Regions from separate parts of the Homo sapiens genome. Here region 1 is linked to region 2. The links are chromatin contacts, found by Hi-C or POLR2A ChIA-PET in ENCODE. All regions are on one chromosome and are shown on one strand. The core of a region is the stretch at or near the end of the contact, and the rest is flanking DNA. Distances in the headings are between cores, read along the strand shown. Region 1 overlaps LOC102724087 (a long non-coding RNA gene). Region 2 overlaps LOC102724087 (a long non-coding RNA gene).

What was found. A loop is a pair of places that touch in the nucleus more often than their neighbours do. ChIA-PET counts read pairs that join two places held with the same protein, here RNA polymerase II (POLR2A). Pooled maps may share reads with other maps.
Region 1: a map of IMR-90 shows a loop between it and region 2 (5-fold over the local background). The contact joins two enhancer-like sites. A Hi-C loop is called at or near these places in 10 of 168 maps with a recorded cell type or tissue (IMR-90, Right ventricle myocardium inferior, adrenal gland and 5 more) and 6 of 50 pooled maps. POLR2A ChIA-PET finds 5 or more read pairs at or near these places in 5 of 52 experiments (BJ, HEK293, K562 and 2 more).

What each region holds. Positions count from the first base shown.
Region 1 is chr6:160,971,688-160,976,018 of GRCh38, reverse strand. The region is part of intron 5 of LOC102724087 (a long non-coding RNA gene); the gene reads right to left. Among named protein-coding and RNA genes, the nearest start is that of MAP3K4, 18 kb to the left of the region's middle. RefSeq lists an enhancer at 1-196. Within about 2 kb of position 1,583, at least 13 of the 41 ENCODE cell types and tissues checked have a DNase peak (open chromatin) inside an H3K27ac peak, as active enhancers do.
Region 2 is chr6:160,928,766-160,933,261 of GRCh38, reverse strand. The region is part of intron 3 of LOC102724087 (a long non-coding RNA gene); the gene reads right to left. Among named protein-coding and RNA genes, the nearest start is that of MAP3K4, 61 kb to the left of the region's middle. RefSeq lists an enhancer at 2,251-2,545. Within about 2 kb of position 1,966, at least 4 of the 41 ENCODE cell types and tissues checked have a DNase peak (open chromatin) inside an H3K27ac peak, as active enhancers do.

The DNA.
Region 1 (4,331 bases), core at 334-2,833, 43 kb before region 2:
TACATGAAAACACAGATCGTTTGGCCTCATCCAGGAATAAGTGAATCAGAACCCTGGGGCAGGACCCAGGCATCTATATTTTAAACAAATTCTTCAGTTCACATTTAGAAATAAGTACAAATAATAGATTTATAAGTATATTTTAAATATAAAATATACAGTATGTTTAAATATTTATTATACATATAATACTATACTTCTATATTAAAGAGAATAATTATTGATATGAAATTTAAACCTTTGTATAAATGTTGCATAATAATATGTTTATGGGTACATTAGAAATACTGCACATCAGTGTGCAAACTAGAGTCCAGTGTTCTGTTAGCTCATTGGTTTTCTTTGCATCTCTGTTCCTCTTAGTGTCTAAATCTGTACCTGATGTGGCAAAGTGAGCTTAATAAATTACATTGAGCGATGGGTCATCAAGCTAAAATTGGTAGATTATTCATTTTACCAAACATGATTGTTCTAAAGCAATATATGTGGGCCTTTCTGGGAGGAGAAGGAAGGATCACTCTAAGGGAGGCTGATTAAACAGATAGTTTCAAGCACAAGGTAGCATTTGAGTAGGGCCTTGAGAGACAAATGAGATGTCACTAGACAGAAAGGGTGGTGTGTTAATCTGTTTTATGTTGCTATAACAGAATAGCATAGACTGGGTAATTTACAATGAGCAGCAATTTATTGGCTGACAGTTCTGGAAGCTGGAAAGCCCAAGATCAAACTGCTAGCATCTGGCAAGGGCCTTCTTGCTCTGTCATAACACGACAGAAGGCATCACATAGAGGAAGGGCAGAAAGGGGGAGAGGGAGAGGCAGCAAGAGGGGTCAACCCCCTCCCCTCCCAGGATAACAAACCCATTCCCACAATAAGAAAAACAAAGCCTTCATGACCCAAACACTTCTTAAAGGTCCCACCTTCCAATACCATTGCAATGGAAATTAAATTTCAACCCGAGGTTTGAAGGGGCAAACATTCAAATCATGGCTGGTGGGAGTGAACTGAGGGAGAGGGAAGGACAGAAAGCAAAAGTGCATGCAGGGATTCAGGGACGGAGACCACTCAGATGATCTGGGTGACAAGGTTGGAAAGATGAGTGGCGGGTAAAAAGTGAAGAGTTTCAAATGTCAGTCTGCACTTTGCATGCAAATCCACAGTGGCTACTGGAGAGCCTGTTACTCTTCTCAGTTTAGAGTCTTAATTTTAGGTTCTAAGTACAATATAAACTGTCACAATAAGAGGGCAGATTAGAATGCATTTCGAAGCTGCCGTGGTTCCCTAGGAGCAGCACAGAGCAGGAGTCTGCCTCGGCATAGGGCCCATGGCTTGTCACGTGAGAGTCTCAGACCCTGTCCACATCTGAAAACACTCAGAACTCAAGGCTGGAGACTGTAAATCTCTCACTTAGCTGGCAGTCTTTGGTGTGATTCATTCATGCCAGATTCTCAATAAGAGTATTCCTAGGCCCCATCTTTCTGGGTGCCCAGGAACTATGTGAGTGTGAGGCTGGGACACGTCAGAATATTTCAGGCCAAGCTTCTTCACGTCCCCTGCGGTCTGCCAGGTCAGGACGCGTCTGTTATAGGTCATCACCATGGCTTGTTTATGAACTGGCCAAGTGCCTCAGTCACATGAGGGCAGGTGTGTGGGAGGGTATTCTGATTCTTTTATCTGGGAACTGGGTTTGCTCTCATTTTTTCTTTGGAAGACAAAAAAAAAATAGGGAAAACGCATTTGTGTGAAGATACTCCTTGCCTTCCACATGCAGTCTTTCTCTTTGCCATAATTTCCTTTCTTAGTTTCACCTCTAGTTCCTGGGTCCAGGGGAGCAGGTGGGGACAGGGAGCCCCGTCACTACCTACACTGCAGCCTCACTGCACACTATGCACATGGACAAATCCCACCCAGTGGATCTTCTACATCTGCAGTCCAGAGTCGGCTTCCCATTGCTATCAGGCTTCCAAGTTCAATGATCTCATCTCCTAATTATTAAACAAAACATAACAAAACAAAACAAAATGCCAGTTCCTCTAGGCCATGTTTTGCAAATCACACTCCCTGCTTTGTAGAAGTGGCTCTTATGCACTTTAGGCTGAGATAAAAGTTTGTTTTTTAAACATTCCTCATGTTGGGTTTAAGAAAAAACCTTGTCAACATCACAGCATGAAACAATTAACAATTTAAGATAACCAGTCAAGCTTTATCATGAATATATGCATTGAGATGTTCAGAAGAGAATAACAGTGATTTTCAAAAGATGTCTCATTACCAATATTAGCAGTTTCAATAACTGCGAATTAACTTCCTGACTTTATTTCTGAACACTTTCAGAACGACCTCATTTCGCAGAGGTGTATTATTCTCCTACTGTATGCATGGCTCTGTGCGGATTACCAAGGGAAAGGTCACTACCCCAAGGAGTGTGCAATCCAGCTGGGAGATAAGACAAGCACGCATGACATTTCAGTAACAGCTACAAACAGTAAGTGTCCGCTCTGCTCTCTGCCCAGCCAAACCACCCCCATCCTCTGGATCCAGCTGCTGCCCCATCTCCTTCCTGATGAGGTCCTCAGCCTCCCAGGCGGCCCCTTTCTTCCCCCGCCCTGGCTTTCCTGGCCCACATGGCCACTTCCTCCCGCACAGCCTTCTCCTGAGACTTGATTGCCTTGTGTGTGCTACATTTGTTCCCTGGCTGGACTGCATTCCCTGGGGGAGCAAAGGTTTCCCATTTCTTTTATATTCTCTTCAACAACTAGCACCTGGAAAAGGCTCACTAAATAGTCAAATAATAAAGCCCAGGACTCAGCCCACAAGACTTATGAGCAACTATTTACACCCATGGCAGCCTGGAGAGGAGCAGGGGCAACCGGGAGAGCAGAAGGAACTTGAAGGAGTCAATGGCAATGGCTGTGGCCTTGACAAGCAGGAGGCTCTGAATGTAATGGTCAGTGGGTTAACCATCATCACACTGAGGCCAATCCTAACCAGCCCAGCATGGATTATGAGCTAATTTCTGAACCCACAAATAAACAAAAAGCACCTCAATGACAATCACGGGTGCCCCCAGACTGTCCAGTGGTGCGATGCTGGAAGAGACACAGCGAACTTTTTGAAATCTTTGTTATTCTCCTTGGACCCTTTCAATAAAGATAATCATGATAAAGCCAGAGATCCGTCATGCTTATCTTTTGTGTGTGTGTGTGTGTGTGTGCGCGTGTGCGTGCGCGTGCGCGCAATGGAGTCTCGCTCTGTCACCCAGGCTGGAGTGCAATGGCGCAATCTCGGCTCACTGCAACCTCTGCCTCTCAGGTTCAAGCGATTCTCCTGCCTCAGCCTCCTGAGTAGCTGGGATTACAGGCGCATGTCACCATGCCTGGCTAATTTTTGCATTTGTAGTAGAGACAGGGTTTCACCATGTTGGTCAGGCTGGTCTCGAACTCCCGGCATCGTAATCTGCCCACCTCGGCCTTCCAAAGTGCTGGGATTACAGGCATGAGCCACCGCGCCTGGCCCCTCATGCTTATCTTAAATTGTTATTTGTTTTATGCTCTGATGCTAAAAATGTTTTTACCTTAGCTCGACATAAATATTTTTAAAAAATCAACTTGTATCTCAATCTAAAGTGCCTAAGAGCCACGTCTACATTTATGAATCGAGATGAGTCATGGCCATGGCAGTAGCAGCCCTTTGTGTCTGCTGCAAATGAGTTTCTACTTGCTACACAGCTTCCACATACACAGCTGTTAAAAACCACCAACATTGGAGTCAGGTTTCAGTTAGCTGTAGTTTTAGGTTCTGATCATCAGTGGCTTTACTGAGATGTTTGTATTGGAACAAAAATTGTAGTTCATTGAAATGAATAAACCATGCAACTTTTAAGCTGCAGAATCTTGCCAATGTGATCAGAAGAATTTGTTGTTGTTGTTTTTTGAGACAGGGTCTTGCTCTGTTGCCTAGGCTGGAGTGTAGTGGTGTGATCACGGCTCACTGCAGCCTCGATCTCCCATGCTTAAGAGAGCCTCTCACTTCAGCCTCTCGAGTAGCTGGGACTATAGGCACGCACCACCATTCCTGGCTAATGTTTATTTTTTGTAGAGAGGAGGTACCACTACGTTGCCCAGGCTGGTCTTGAACTCCTGGACTCAAGCAATCCTCCTGCCTCAGCCTTCCAAAGTGCTGGGATTCCAGGCATGAGCCATGCCTAGCTGATCAGACAAATTTGTATTCTGATTTGTGGCAAGGTGTGGAGGGCTCTGTGGGCTCCACAGATCTAATGATCCAACATAGTGCATTTTTGTGCCTTCATCAACTACTGAAGAATGACCCTG
Region 2 (4,496 bases), core at 717-3,216:
CAAAACAGTAATCTAGTCAAAGGAGCAATTCCCAAGGCACGACATGTGGGGAATTCAGATTCATCAGCACCCACAGAGACTACAGTGATTATTGATAACGCCAACTTAACGCCTGGCCAGCAGCATGGATCCTGACCTCCACTATTCTTGTGTGTTTACGGAATCACACAAAAGTGCAGTGTTTTCATTTTTGCTGCTTGTTTCACAGGTCTGTATAACCCACTTTTAAAGTCAAAAAGGCCAATAAAAGTATAAACTCAGTACAATGTATAATATACCTATTTCATATACATATGAATAGATATACACTTTTACACATGTATGCATATGTATCATATGCGTCAATTACTAGATGGAATAGAATTTTTTTTTTTTGAGACCGAGTCTCTGTCACCCAGGCTGGAGTGCAGCGGCATGATCTCAGCTCACTACAACCTCCGCCTCCCAGGTTCGAGCGATTCCTCTGCCTCAACCTGCTGAGTAGCTGGGATTACAGGTGCGTGCCACCATGCCCAGCTAATTTTTGTATTTTTAGTAGAGATGGGGTTTCACCATGTTAGTTAGGCTGGTCTCGAACTCCTGACCTAGTGATCTACCCACCTCAGCCTCCCAAAGTGCTGGGATTACAGGCATGAGCCACCATACCCCACCTAGAATTTTTTAAAATTGAAATATTTTCCAGTTTTTAAGCATATCAGCATATCAGCTAACTTTAAAGTGTTAATGTCACTGTACTTATAAATTATTGAAGCTTAAACTTTAGAATAGTGGAGGATAAGTTAAACGTAGCAAAAAGATTTCTCCTTTATTACTTCTTTTTTTAAAAAATATTTTTTTTTTTGGCACAAGCTCTCGCTCTGCTGCCCAGGCTGTAGTGCAGTGGTGCAATCTTGGCTCACTGCAGCCTTGTCCTCCTGGGCTCAATCATCCTCCTACCTCAGCTCCCGAGTAGCTGGGGCTACAGGCGTGCGGCCACCACACCCGGATAATTTTTTTGGTATTTTTTGTAGAGATGAGGTCTTGCCATGTTGCCCAGACTGGTCTTGAACTCCTGTGCTCAAGCAGTTCTCCTGTCTTGGCCTCCCAAAGTGCTGGGATTACAGGAGTGAGGCACTGCACGTGCCCTATTGCTTCTTTAAATAAGGGACAAGAGATATAAAGAGAAAACAGGAAGTACCTTCTCCCTCTGTAACTTATGAGGTAAGCAGCTAATTGATCATATGGTAAAGAAGAACCAAATAAAATTAGTGTCTCAAAATATCAGGAGCACTGCTTCTGTGAAATCAGTTAAAGTACATGTCCATATTAGTCATCCATTGATACACATGCTTATTTTCCTAAGTGAATTCTCCACAATTCTGAAAACCAGTGAAAAGATTATCTCATGTTAGTTCTACACAAAACCAAGCATCGCATGTGACTCTCCATGTTTCAAGGCATACACATCCCTTTCCACCGAGGATCAAAGTGCCCTACACCAAGGATCAAAGTGCCCTATGGGAAGCAACTTCTTGCCTTTTAAACCAGATTCAGTAAACAAAAACTGTTTTGCATAGCTGACAAAAGATCACACTGATTGCACAAAACAAGGTCAGCCTGTGGAAGGAAGCTTACAAGGTCAAATGGGGCACGTTAAGGAGGCGTAACCCATCACATTGACTTTTCTGCTGTTAGAATTTTTTTCTGGTAAAAAATACAGGTATCAGGATTCCCTGTGTCCAGCAGGTGTTAGAACAGAGGAAGACAGAGGGCGGCCTCCTGCAAAACATCTCCTACCCTTGCCAGTTTCCAATCCAGTGTCCAGGGGCTGGAGCATCAGGGCTCCCCGTGCTTGCGCTTGGAAGCAGAAACGCCCTCAAGCCCCAGTTCTCTCAGGGGCTCCGACCCACCTACCTGGGGTTCAGCCCCGGAGCCAGCGGCTGGACCGAACGGGGTCGCGCCCTGGAACACAGGGCGGGCGAAGGAGAAAAGCCCAGCTGGCAGCGCATGGGCGAGCGTCCTGCCTTTCCCAGCGGCCTTGGCCTGGCCATCATGGGCTTGCGGGAGGGGTCCGCCCACCCGCGCCCCCGCCCCGGGCCCCAGCCCCGTGCCTGCGCCTCTGCGGAGCGCAAGCGGCCTTGTTCCTCTCCCGCGGGGGACCCTTCGCGAGCTCCAGAAGCATCAGTGTCCTCCGGGCGGCCGCGGGCCCGCTGCGGCTCCCACCCTGGCGCCCCTGGATTGCTCTCCCCACTCTCAGCCTTACGCCCCACTCCTTCCACCCCGAATTTTGCAGCCTCAGGACTTGAACCATCTGCTGGCTGAAGTCACTTGGGACAAAACCCACGACAGGTTTTGGGAGCTGGACACTCCCTCCCAAGGAGGCGAGGGCGCGCAGCGAAGTGTGGGGTGTGCCGCCCCCTGCCGGCCTGGGTGACGTTCGCTTCTGCTTCCACGCTGCCCAGCAATGTCCAATTGGAACGTTTGGAAGGCAAGGCTGAGAATAAATGCTGTTTGCAAATTCCAGAAAAGAAAAAAAAATGTTGTTCTTCTATTTAGCAAAAGGTTTTCCCAGCCAAGCCAGCACTTCTGTGGGTAGTATTTAAGTCTTAAGTGCGTCAGAGCTGTTGCCTGCAGGCGCTGGTATTGCCCAAGGGGAAGTATCAGGACAATGTCTACGAAAACTCCAGGATCTTGGATGAAGCAACCTTTCCACATTAAGTTTGTAGCATAATCTACCAGGTCTCCTACGATTTACCCGTCATGCAAAAGGAGCAAGTTTCTGCAAAACAGGGCTTTCAAAGAGCCTTTTCAGGAGAAGAAAATGTTGGAAGAGCTAATTTGTTGCCTACTTGTTGTTCACTTTGCAACTAAAACTAATCCCCTTAAAGGTATTTATGGGTATGAATGATAAATAATGAAAAGGATCAAAATAGGAATGTTTCATTCACTTTAACCTGGCCCATGCTGTGCACTTCAGGCCCTAGACTCTGGTTTGAACTCTGTGATTTCTATCATTCCTTGGCTTTGTTTGCTTCATTGCTTGGGCTTTCAGACTGATCAGAGTTCTGTGAATACAGTAGGTGCTCAATAAATCCTTAATCTGGGTACTACCATTGATGCCTGTGGCAGTGACTGCAGATGGGCGGGCTCCTGCAGCAGCGAGGCGTGGGGCTAGAGGGCCTGGCTCTGGCATCCAACCCTGCTCCATCTGCCACAAAAGCTGTGTGACTTTGGGGAAGTTATGAACCTCTGCTGAACTCTCTGTGGGTAAAATGAGAGTAGTAGCAATAGCACCTCCCTCATAGGGTTGGAGTGAGGAGTAAATGAAATAACCTGTGTAAAGAACCTGGTATGGTGCCTAGTGTTGTGTAAACTACTAATTGGACAGGGGAGTAGTATCCAGAATATACAAGGAACTCAAACATCTCAACAGCAAAAAACCAATGCAGTTAAAATACGGGCAAATGATCTGAGCAGACATTTCTCAAAAGAAGTCATACAAATGTCCAACAAATATATGAAAATGTGCTCAATATCACTAATCATCAGCGAAATGGAAATCAAAACCACTATGAGGTATTAGCTCACCCCAGTTAGGATGGCTATTATCAGAAAGACAAAAAATAACACATGCTGGTGAGGATGCAGAAAAAAAGGGAACTTTTCTACACAGTTGGTGGGAATTTAAACTAGTACAATCTCTCTGGAGAACAGTATGGAGGTTCCTCAAAAAACTACAAATAGAAGTACCATATGATCCAGCAATCTCACTACGGGGCATTTATCCAACAGAATGGAAATCATTATATCACAGAGTCATCTGCAGCCCCGGGTTTATTGCAGCTCTGTTCACAATAACCAAGACATGGAATCAACCTAGTTGTCTGACCACACATGAATGGATAAAGAAAATGTGGCATATACATACCATGGAATACTATTCAGCTATAAAAAATAATGAAATCCTATTATTTGCAGCAACATGGATGAAGCTAGAGTACATTATGTTAAACAAGCCAGGAGCAGAAAGATTAACACTGTATGTTCTCACTCATAGGTGGCAGCTAAAAGAAGTTGATCTCAAGAAGTAAAAAGTAAACAGAAGATACTAGAGGCTGAGAAGGGTCCCAGGAAGGGAGGGATAGGGAGAGAGTTGTTAAAGGCTACAAATTACAGCTTGAAAAGAGGAATAGTTCTAGTGTTCTACACCACTGTAGAATGTCAACAGTAGTATAGTGAATAGTGTCAAATAGCTAAAAGGAGGATGTTGAATGTTTCCAACACAAATATATAATAAATGATAAACATTTGAGATGACATATATGCTAATTACCCTGATTTGATCACTATACATTATATGTATTGAAACATCTTATGTACCTTATGAATATGTACAATTATTATTTGTTGACAAGCATTTTTTTTTGAAAGCTTGATCTCATATAATTAGAGTAGAATAGTGGTACCAGAGGACGAGGAAGGTAGTTGGGGAGAGAAGAGAAGTTGGTCCATGGTTT